Linked DNA regions of Homo sapiens: region 1 is linked to region 2. The links are chromatin contacts, found by Hi-C or POLR2A ChIA-PET in ENCODE. All regions are on one chromosome and are shown on one strand. Each heading gives the region's core, a stretch centred on a gene start or an enhancer-like site at or near the end of the contact. The rest is flanking DNA. Distances are from core to core; before and after follow the strand shown. Region 1 has its middle 63 kb from the start of NGF-AS1. Region 2 holds the start of NGF (nerve growth factor).

Region 1 (4,053 bases), core at 909-3,408, 120 kb before region 2:
GAGGAGCTGGCCTTTGGGTGATTTCTGGTCCACATGACAAACATTCAAGGTGAATTAGAGGAGAAAAGCTACATGAAGTGATGTGCAAGTTGAAAAGAGAAAAGGGTGTGGTGCTATCCAGGAACCATCTAACGAAAAACCTCTTGCAAGGCAGATTGAGAATTTTAAAACAACACTCTCCGACCCAACTGCCCCGTGACATCTGTTAACACAAAAGGCAGAACTATTTCCAGGAAAAGCTCTCAGTGTTTGCAAGGGTGAGACCCTTCTGATGTTTTTGCAACTTTAGTTAAAGAGCCGAGGGATGGATTCACATCCTCGGCATTTCCCATGGGGGAACTCACAGACCGGTTGTACACAATGGTGTACATTCAAATGAAAAGAGAAAAAGTCAATCAGTTATCCAGATGTTTTTGAATTGTACCTGGACATAGCCACAGTGGGGATTTGGTCCATGGTAATAATATATTATTCTTGCAAGATGGTGAGAGAAAAATGTTCTGAAAGGAAAAAGAATGTGTTTTCTTCATACCCTTTTATACTTTCTTCTCCTTTTGGGGTTTATGTTTAACAGCATCCAGCAAAACAGAACATGGAGACTGAGGACAGAAAAGAGAAAGAAGCGTAGGGCAAGACCCCTCCTCCAAATTGCAGGTGGGTGCTCCTGGTTGGATAGAAATAGACTTGGAGTGGGGTAGGAGTTGTGGAAACAATACTTAGGCAGAGCCTGGCAGCTCCAGGGTGAAGGAGCAGATACATAGTAGGTGGGCACTCAGAAAGTATGAATGGCATTAAACACGACAGTTTGTTTCTCACATAGTTTTTTAGTATTTCTTTCTTTGAAGTCTAAACTTTCACCATTAGAAATCTAGTTCTTTGACTTAAGGAAAAGGTTCTCAGACATAAGTGTGCATAGGAGTCATCCTAGAAATATGTTAATTTGCAGGTTTCTGGGTGGAGGCCACTCTCAGAGATTCAGATTCAGTAGGTCTGGGGTGGTTCCCATGAATGTGCACTATGAACAAGTATCCCAAATGGTTCTAGCGTGTCTCTACTTTGTGAGACAATTAAGGCATTGCCTATTCCAGCTATTCTCTTTCAAAAGAAGACACAGGCTGCAAAGAGTAACCGTCCATCCACAGTATGGGAACCAGGTTCCAGAAAAGCTAGGGTCTAATCTCAGCTCTCCACCCTTCTTGCTGTATGATTTTGCGCCATACAAATACACTCTAAGAAATTCATTTTCCTCACCCACAAAATGGAGAAGAAAATTTTAGCCTAAATACCTGTCTGACTGATGGGTCAATGTAATAACATTATTAAATAAAATGATTAATGTAAAAGCCTTGAAGAGGCTTTGAAAAGTATTTCATTCTATCCACATATAAATTGTTCTTATTATTTCCCATTATCACCCATTAACACATGCATTTGAACTAGTTTGCGAGATTAAGCATTAGTGTAAGAGATGAACTTAGAGCGTAAGGGATAGCTCAGAAAGGGAAGGTGTGGGTAGTGCCACTGTGGCTTGCCCAAGGCTGCCAGGACGGCTCAGGAGGACCCCGAGATGGGGAGATAGGCGAAGTATGGGGATGAGGGGTGGGGTGAGCATTGGAGAAAATCTGAACTTCACAGTTTTGTTTCAGGTTTCAGGTTATTGGGCACTAATAATGTGCTTGGGGAGAGTTCTGTGTTTTTTACTCTCAAGATATTTTAATAAGCCTTGAGAGACCCACAGAGTAGAGTGTAGGAGGACAGTTTTTTGTGGAAAAATAAAGAAGAGGAACATTATGGAAATTGTATGGGAAAAGAATCAGCTTCAATGTAAAACTTAAAGAACGTATTCAAACCAACCACAGACGGCCTCTCACCTTCTGGATAATCTTGCTCTACTTTTGGACAACAAGAATGGTTGGCTATCTTCATATCCCCTAGGCTGGTTTAGAAATAGCCACTTCCTTTGGGAATTCAAGCCAATAAAGAACCCTGCCTTCCAAGGGTGGAGAACTGAGCTATGTGTGTGTGCATTCATCTCCCACAAAGAGGGGCGTAACATCTCCATCTCCCCTGCTGCTTGCGATTAGCAAATTTGGGAACAGGGGAATGATGCCTGTCTCTTCCTTAGCACAGAACGTCAGAGGCCCGAAGATGTGATTCCTAAGGGAAGGGAGGAAATATGTACAGGGTGGACTGGGGAGCAGGGCCAGTTGCACAAGGAGCCTGCAGTGGAGAGCTCAACATGAGCCTGGATCCAGCAGATTACATCTTGGCCAGCTAGACCATTCTGAATCAGACAGATCCCGAAGCTCCCTGCCTGTGTTGTCAGCTCAGGGCACCAACTAGAGTTCGTGCAGCCACTTGGCATGGCACTGTTGGGGCACTGAAGGACATCTGCTTCCGGGGTTGGGGGGGTGGGGGAAGTGGCAGACTTTAAAAACCAGTGGAGAGGGTGAGACAGGAAATGAAGAGCAACACATTTCTCATTTAAAATTTTGTGGAGAGGGGAAACAAATGGAGACTGGATTATCAACTGGGAATTTGGCCTGGAACCGCGGAGTCAGGAATGCTGAAGGGATGGGGTCCAACCTGACTGCAGAAGGCCAGGGAGGCCTTCTGTGGTCAGGGGGAGTCGGTCGGGCGCAGAGGCCTGGCTGATGGGCTGGATGGGACCCTGCCTTGCTAGTGAGGCCCCCACTGAAAAGTCTCTTGCTCATCCTGAGCTCAGAGAAAGGAAGGCACCATGCAAACGTGGAGCTGTTTTCACGTCTCTAACACGTCCCAGATTTGTGCTGCTGAGAGTCCGGTCCAATCCTGTGAAATTCCTGCTGTTTTTCTGTTTCTAACAAAACCACAGGGTGAGATGTCAAGACTGCTGCTTCCCTGATCAAGATAACAGAATGGGCCACAGTGAAGGCTCTAGAGGAACAGGAATATGGATAAACCCCAGCTCTGGAAAAAATCCCAAATCGTGAAGAATTCGATTTGGAATTGTGTGTATGTGTGTGTGTGCTCGTGTGCGCCTGTGTGTATGTGAGGAGGAGGCATAAAGAGAGAGAGTGGGGGTGGGCAGGGGAGGAGAATAGCGGGCTTATGCGTATTGTGCTTGTTTTGGCTGGTATTAAAATGCATCAGCATTTCCTGAATCCTCATGGACTATTGACAGGTTCTGAGATACCTTGAAGAATTTGTGGGCAGAGGGGTGGGGGGATGTCACCTTGTGATGACAAATTGGGTGGAAAACTTTTTAAATAATGAAGTCATATACGTGTAATGAAGTGTTTATTGCACTTGAGGATTCTTTTTAAATGGAATGTGTTGTAAATTGTTGGTAATGTTTCTATTCCTTTTCATTATTTTCTCACCAGTCTGGGAGTGGAAGAGAATTTTTTCTTCCATATGCAAAGTAGGTTTTAAAGCATCCCTCTGGGCCAGCTCGGCCCTCCGAGGTGACTGGTGACTCCAGTGCACCTGAGGAGTCTGATTAACTTATGGATATATGTATGGGAGGAAAACAGAGAGGAAAAGCACAGATGGGCTCCTGAGAACCGGGGCTATCATTCTGGGACAGGGGCATGTGGTTTTTGACACCCTGCTTGGGGACACTGCCTTTATACCCCCAGTGGCAGCAAACTTGCTACTTACTGCTTAGAACACAGAAGCATTTTTTTGTTGCTGCAGTTTTGCTAGACTCCTGAAGGGGAAAAAGTCCTCTCGTTTTTACATTGCTTTGGCTGTTAACCCTTCTGAGTTGAGTGTGAGGTTGAGATCTTTGGCCTATTGGGATGGACAGCTTGCTTTCTTGGGCTCTTTTGAAATGTAGCTTCATGGCTCTCTCCCCCTTCTCTTCACACAGTCCTTTAGGAATTTCTGGAGAGGTAACCTGGGGTCTCCCCAAGCTTCCTGCAGCCCAACCAACCAACCCACCAACCTGGCTGATGCATATGTGGAATATCGGCTTCCTGTTCTCTGAAGGGCAAAAAGGACACTGAAGTATAGCCTACAGGCTCTGCGGCCCAAAGCTCATTAAGAAGATAATAGATTTAGGCCAGCCGC
Region 2 (4,146 bases), core at 212-2,711:
AGTTTGAGGACCCTGGAGAGAAGTTACTGATGGGGTCTCCACTGTCATTTCTGCATTTGCAGAGTGCAGCTGGCTGTGCATGGATTGGGGAGGAGGGGACTGGCACTGGCAGTGGGTGTGCCCAGAGGATGGAGCCAGAACAATTAATCAAGTGACTTTTCTACAGGATTTCCATTGGCCTTGGATGACAGATGGGGCAGAGGCACCCAGGAGAGCACTATTTTGGTTTCCAGCTGGGAACGTGCACTAAGTTTTCCTTAATACCCACAGCACCCAAAAGGCTTTGCTGTAATACACTTTAATGCATGAAACACTCATAAATTATCCTTCGAACTGTTACAACTTCCAACCTGGAACAACTTGGAAAAACCAGCCTAGCAAGCAGGCTCTTTTTTAATCTCTCAAATCACAAGAGAAGAAAAAGTTCAAGCACGAAACACCTTCCTTAAGAATCTCGAAATTTTTTTTGTTTTGTTTTTGTTTTTTTTTTTTTTTTTTTTTTTTTTTTTTTTTTTTTTAGAAGGAGGTTTGTAATTAGAGGGAGCTAAGCTGCTTGTTTCTGCTGGCTCAAAGTTGCAGCTCCCTGACCCCTGAGTCCTCTCTCCCTCCCCTAGATCCTCCTCGCCTGAACTCAAGGCGCTCCCCGCCCTAACCTTCCACGCCCGCTTCTCCCACACCTGGCAGCAGACAGCTGGAGATGAAGCGTGTGACCCAAGTGGCAGGGCTGAACCTTGGCGACCTCTACCTGAGGTTGTCCAACGCGGCTCCGTGGAGGGCCCCGGTACGCCGGACGGACCCCGGCGTTGGCTCGCAGACTTCCTGCGTTAACCCCCGGGGCCCTCAGTCACGACTCCCAGCCCTTCCGAGACGCGCTGAGGGAACTGCCCCAGGTCTAGCGCGCCCCGTTCCGCTCCTCCCCCTACCTGGGGGCCGCGCAGCACTTTCCCTACTCGGCGCTCACCTCAGCCAGCGCGCTCTGCGCTCCCCCCGCGGTGCTGGCCGCCACTCCTCCCGCCCTGGCGCGCCAGCTGCCGGCGCATCCCTCTCCGCGCCCATTCGCTCTCCCTCACTTGCGCGTTATCCACTTCTAGCCCTCGAGCTAGACCCTGGCATGGCCGTGGGCTTCTGCAGGCGCCAGGGCTGCTCCCTGGACTGCAGGCCATCCTGGGACTAGGGACTCCACGACCAGAACTAACGCTGTTCCCTCGGTCCGACTCGTCCTCCCGCGAGGGTCCCGCGCCCCCACACCCACTCGGGACATTTCTCAGGGCTGCTCTTCGGCCTGCGGGAGCCTCGGGGGTAACCAGAGAGCTCGCCAGACCGGTATCCTTGCAAACTCTCCCGCGAAGCCCAGCCACCCCTGCCCGCGCCCGCGCTGCGCCCCTCTCGGGATCGGCTCGGGGCAGCCTGACTCACCGCTGCGCTCCCCTCCGGCTCCCAGCGCTCTCTGCTGTGCCGGAGCGCCGAGCTGCTCTCACACAGGCTTCTTGAATTCTTAGCCCCTCCTCCCGTACTCCTGAGTCACACGCTCCAAATCCTGGCCCCCATCCCTCCCCTCCCCACCACCAGCCCCGCACCTGCTGTGGCTGGGCTGTGGTGCCCGGCTGGAGGGGGTCCTGGGGACTACAGACGGATCGCTCCTGGAGGGCTGGCCAGACCCAGCCAGAGAAGGACTTTAAACCTTCAGAGGTCAAAGGGAAACCCACTGGGGTCTGAGGGGCCGCGCGCGCAAAGCCGGGAGGGGGAGTTTCTGGGGCACCGGCAGGGGTCGTTGGGCCGACTGGCTGGGGCTGGGCGGAGTTGCTCGCAGCTTCCCTCACCTCTCCGCCCTGCCCCCGCGCGTTGCCCTTCGCCAGTGCCTCCCTGGTCTGCCCGGCGTCGCCCTCGGTGCCCCAGGCATCGGCTGCTCCTTTTCTTCGGGGCGCCTTTCCTTATCCCAGGATAGGTGAGCACCCAGGGGGAGCTCCGCGAGGGGCAGGTGCCCAAGCTCCTCTGACAAGGGAAGGCGGCTGCAGAACCAGCTAGAAGGCCCCCAGGCCCGGCAAGTCCAGCATGGGGACAAGGGGCAGAGGACTTCAGGAGTCAGGAGCTAGAGCCGGGACCTTAACTTAAGGCCCTGGGTTCCAGGAACTTCCCGGAGTCCTTGGCCCCTCTGAAACTGTAGGCTGATTTGCGCGACTGTGTGCAATGCTAATATTCTTTTCTGAGCTGAAGGTCCGCAGCTTTCATCAGTTTTGCAAGGGGTCTGTGACCCCAGACTGATATAGCCAGCAAACCCTAGGCCCCCATGCCCCCCTCTCCACACTCCAGGCCCCACACAAATTCTTCCTGACCCTTCAAAATTTCTTGAGTTCCCTCGATTCAGCCTGACAGGAGAGCTTGCCTGACTTTCCCCTGCCCCTCTGCCAGGGCTGTTCCCACCCCAGCATAAAATGAGCAAGGGAGAAATACCCCTGAAGTCAAATTTGTCACCAAATGTGCATCATTAATTGTAGCATTCCAGGGGATTCGTAGCTCTTTGGAAATTTACAGCCCCACTCCCTCCCGTGTTGAGCTTGTCTGTGCCTTCGCTTCTTCCTATAGCAAAGGTGGGTTGGACCCCTACCCTGTATGGATGCCACAGAGGAGAAGTAGGTGTGAGGAGAGTAACAGGGAGGGAAGGTGGGGCACAGAATCTCCCTATTGCTGGTAACACCAGCCAGTGCAACTTAGCAGAAGGGCACCCTCCAGGGAACTGGGATTTAGTGAAGCAGATGATTCCTGTCCTAAGTCTGGGGGTGGTCATTTACCCTTAATGGATGGCACTTGAGCAAGATGAAGCCCTGACTAGGCATTTCCAACTCCCTTGATTCAGATTAGTCTTGAGGTCTTACTTCTTTCTATTTTCACGTTTGCTCCCATAAGAAAGTTCATTCCATTTACACATGCTCTGAGAAGGATGAAATAGGCAAAAAGCCCTGGAATTGGAAGTCAGCCTTAGCTTTGGTGTGACCTTGTTGTTTCCCAGCCTTAGGCTTGTCCACTTCTGACTTGTTCAGATACAGGCTGGTGTATGAACACACTTTGGAAGTGAGGGCAAGAGGCCAGGGAACACTGTGAATGGCCCTTTCTACAAAAGTAGTATCATAGTCGAGGTGATCCATTAGGAAATTTATCATCGTCAATTAAACAAAAGAATTTCCAGATAACAGGATGAATTCATCCATCAATCATGTCATGTATAAACTTGTTTGGAAAGCACTAGCCCCAAGCCTTACATAATAGCTGCCTGAGAATTTGGGTATGAAATTAAACTTTTAGAATAACAGAGAATTTGGTTGTTGAATGCAGAGCATTTGTATGTGTTCTTGTGGCATCATTCAGAAGGACAAAAGGATTTGGGACACTTGTGGTTCTTTTCCATGTGGTATGTAAGGGGGAAACTTTAAGTGATGTAAGCAGATTATAAGTTTGCTTATATGCTCCATCCTCACCCCCTAAATTGTTGGTCATATTCTTCTTGCACATGTTGATTTAATAAGAGCTCCTTTCTGCCCCTAACTACCTCTATTTCTGTCCCTGGACTTCAAGGATCTTGAGTAAATAAGAACATGTAAACAACAAACACAAAAATACTCCAAAGATTATTGATTGAGAGCCTACCATATGCCAGGCACTGTGTGCTGGCAGTGGTACCGGCTCTCAGAGAGCTTATGTTCTAGTGGGGGCTTGATTATTAGTCCCTGGCCATGTTTATCACAGTTTCCCTAGGTCCTAGCATAGGACCTGGCCTATAGTAGGTGCTCAGTTAATACTTGTTGAATCCAACAACGGTCAGAGTCATTTGTGACTGTCAGACAACCCACCAACACTGGATTGGTTTCCAGCAGGTTCCAGATCAGCCTGCCTTTGGCACAGAGACCACAGCCAGGTGCCTTTTCCCCTGCCTCTTCCACTTTCAAGAAGGTTCAAACAGAAATGTCCTTCTCTTGGGTCATTGAGAGAAGGACTTCTGGGCCTGGACCAGCTACATTCATAGGAATGAAAAACAGCTGAGAGGGCAGCGGCCAGAGGAATGGTGCAGACAAGCAGAGGATAAGAATGTTTTTCTGTACTAGATTTTCTCGAAAGAGCCTTTTATCCAGGGTATCAAAATAACCAGCAGCT

The links. A loop is a pair of places that touch in the nucleus more often than their neighbours do. ChIA-PET counts read pairs that join two places held with the same protein, here RNA polymerase II (POLR2A). Pooled maps may share reads with other maps.
Region 1: a loop to region 2 is called in a map of Right ventricle myocardium inferior, with 2.3 times the contacts of the local background. The contact joins the enhancer-like site here to the promoter of NGF in region 2. A Hi-C loop is called at or near these places in 3 of 168 maps with a recorded cell type or tissue (PC-3, Right ventricle myocardium inferior and ovary) and 1 of 50 pooled maps. POLR2A ChIA-PET finds 5 or more read pairs at or near these places in 3 of 52 experiments (Caco-2, SK-N-SH and activated CD4-positive, alpha-beta T cell).

What each region holds. Positions count from the first base shown.
Region 1 is chr1:115,217,945-115,221,997 of GRCh38, forward strand. No RefSeq gene overlaps it. Among named protein-coding and RNA genes, the nearest start is that of NGF-AS1, 63 kb to the right of the region's middle. Within about 2 kb of position 2,159, at least 4 of the 41 ENCODE cell types and tissues checked have a DNase peak (open chromatin) inside an H3K27ac peak, as active enhancers do.
Region 2 is chr1:115,336,788-115,340,933 of GRCh38, forward strand. It overlaps NGF (nerve growth factor), which reads right to left and starts at 1,462. Exons shown (of 3, transcript NM_002506.3): 1 at 1,417-1,462. All of the region lies in intron 1 of NGF-AS1 (NGF antisense RNA 1), which reads left to right.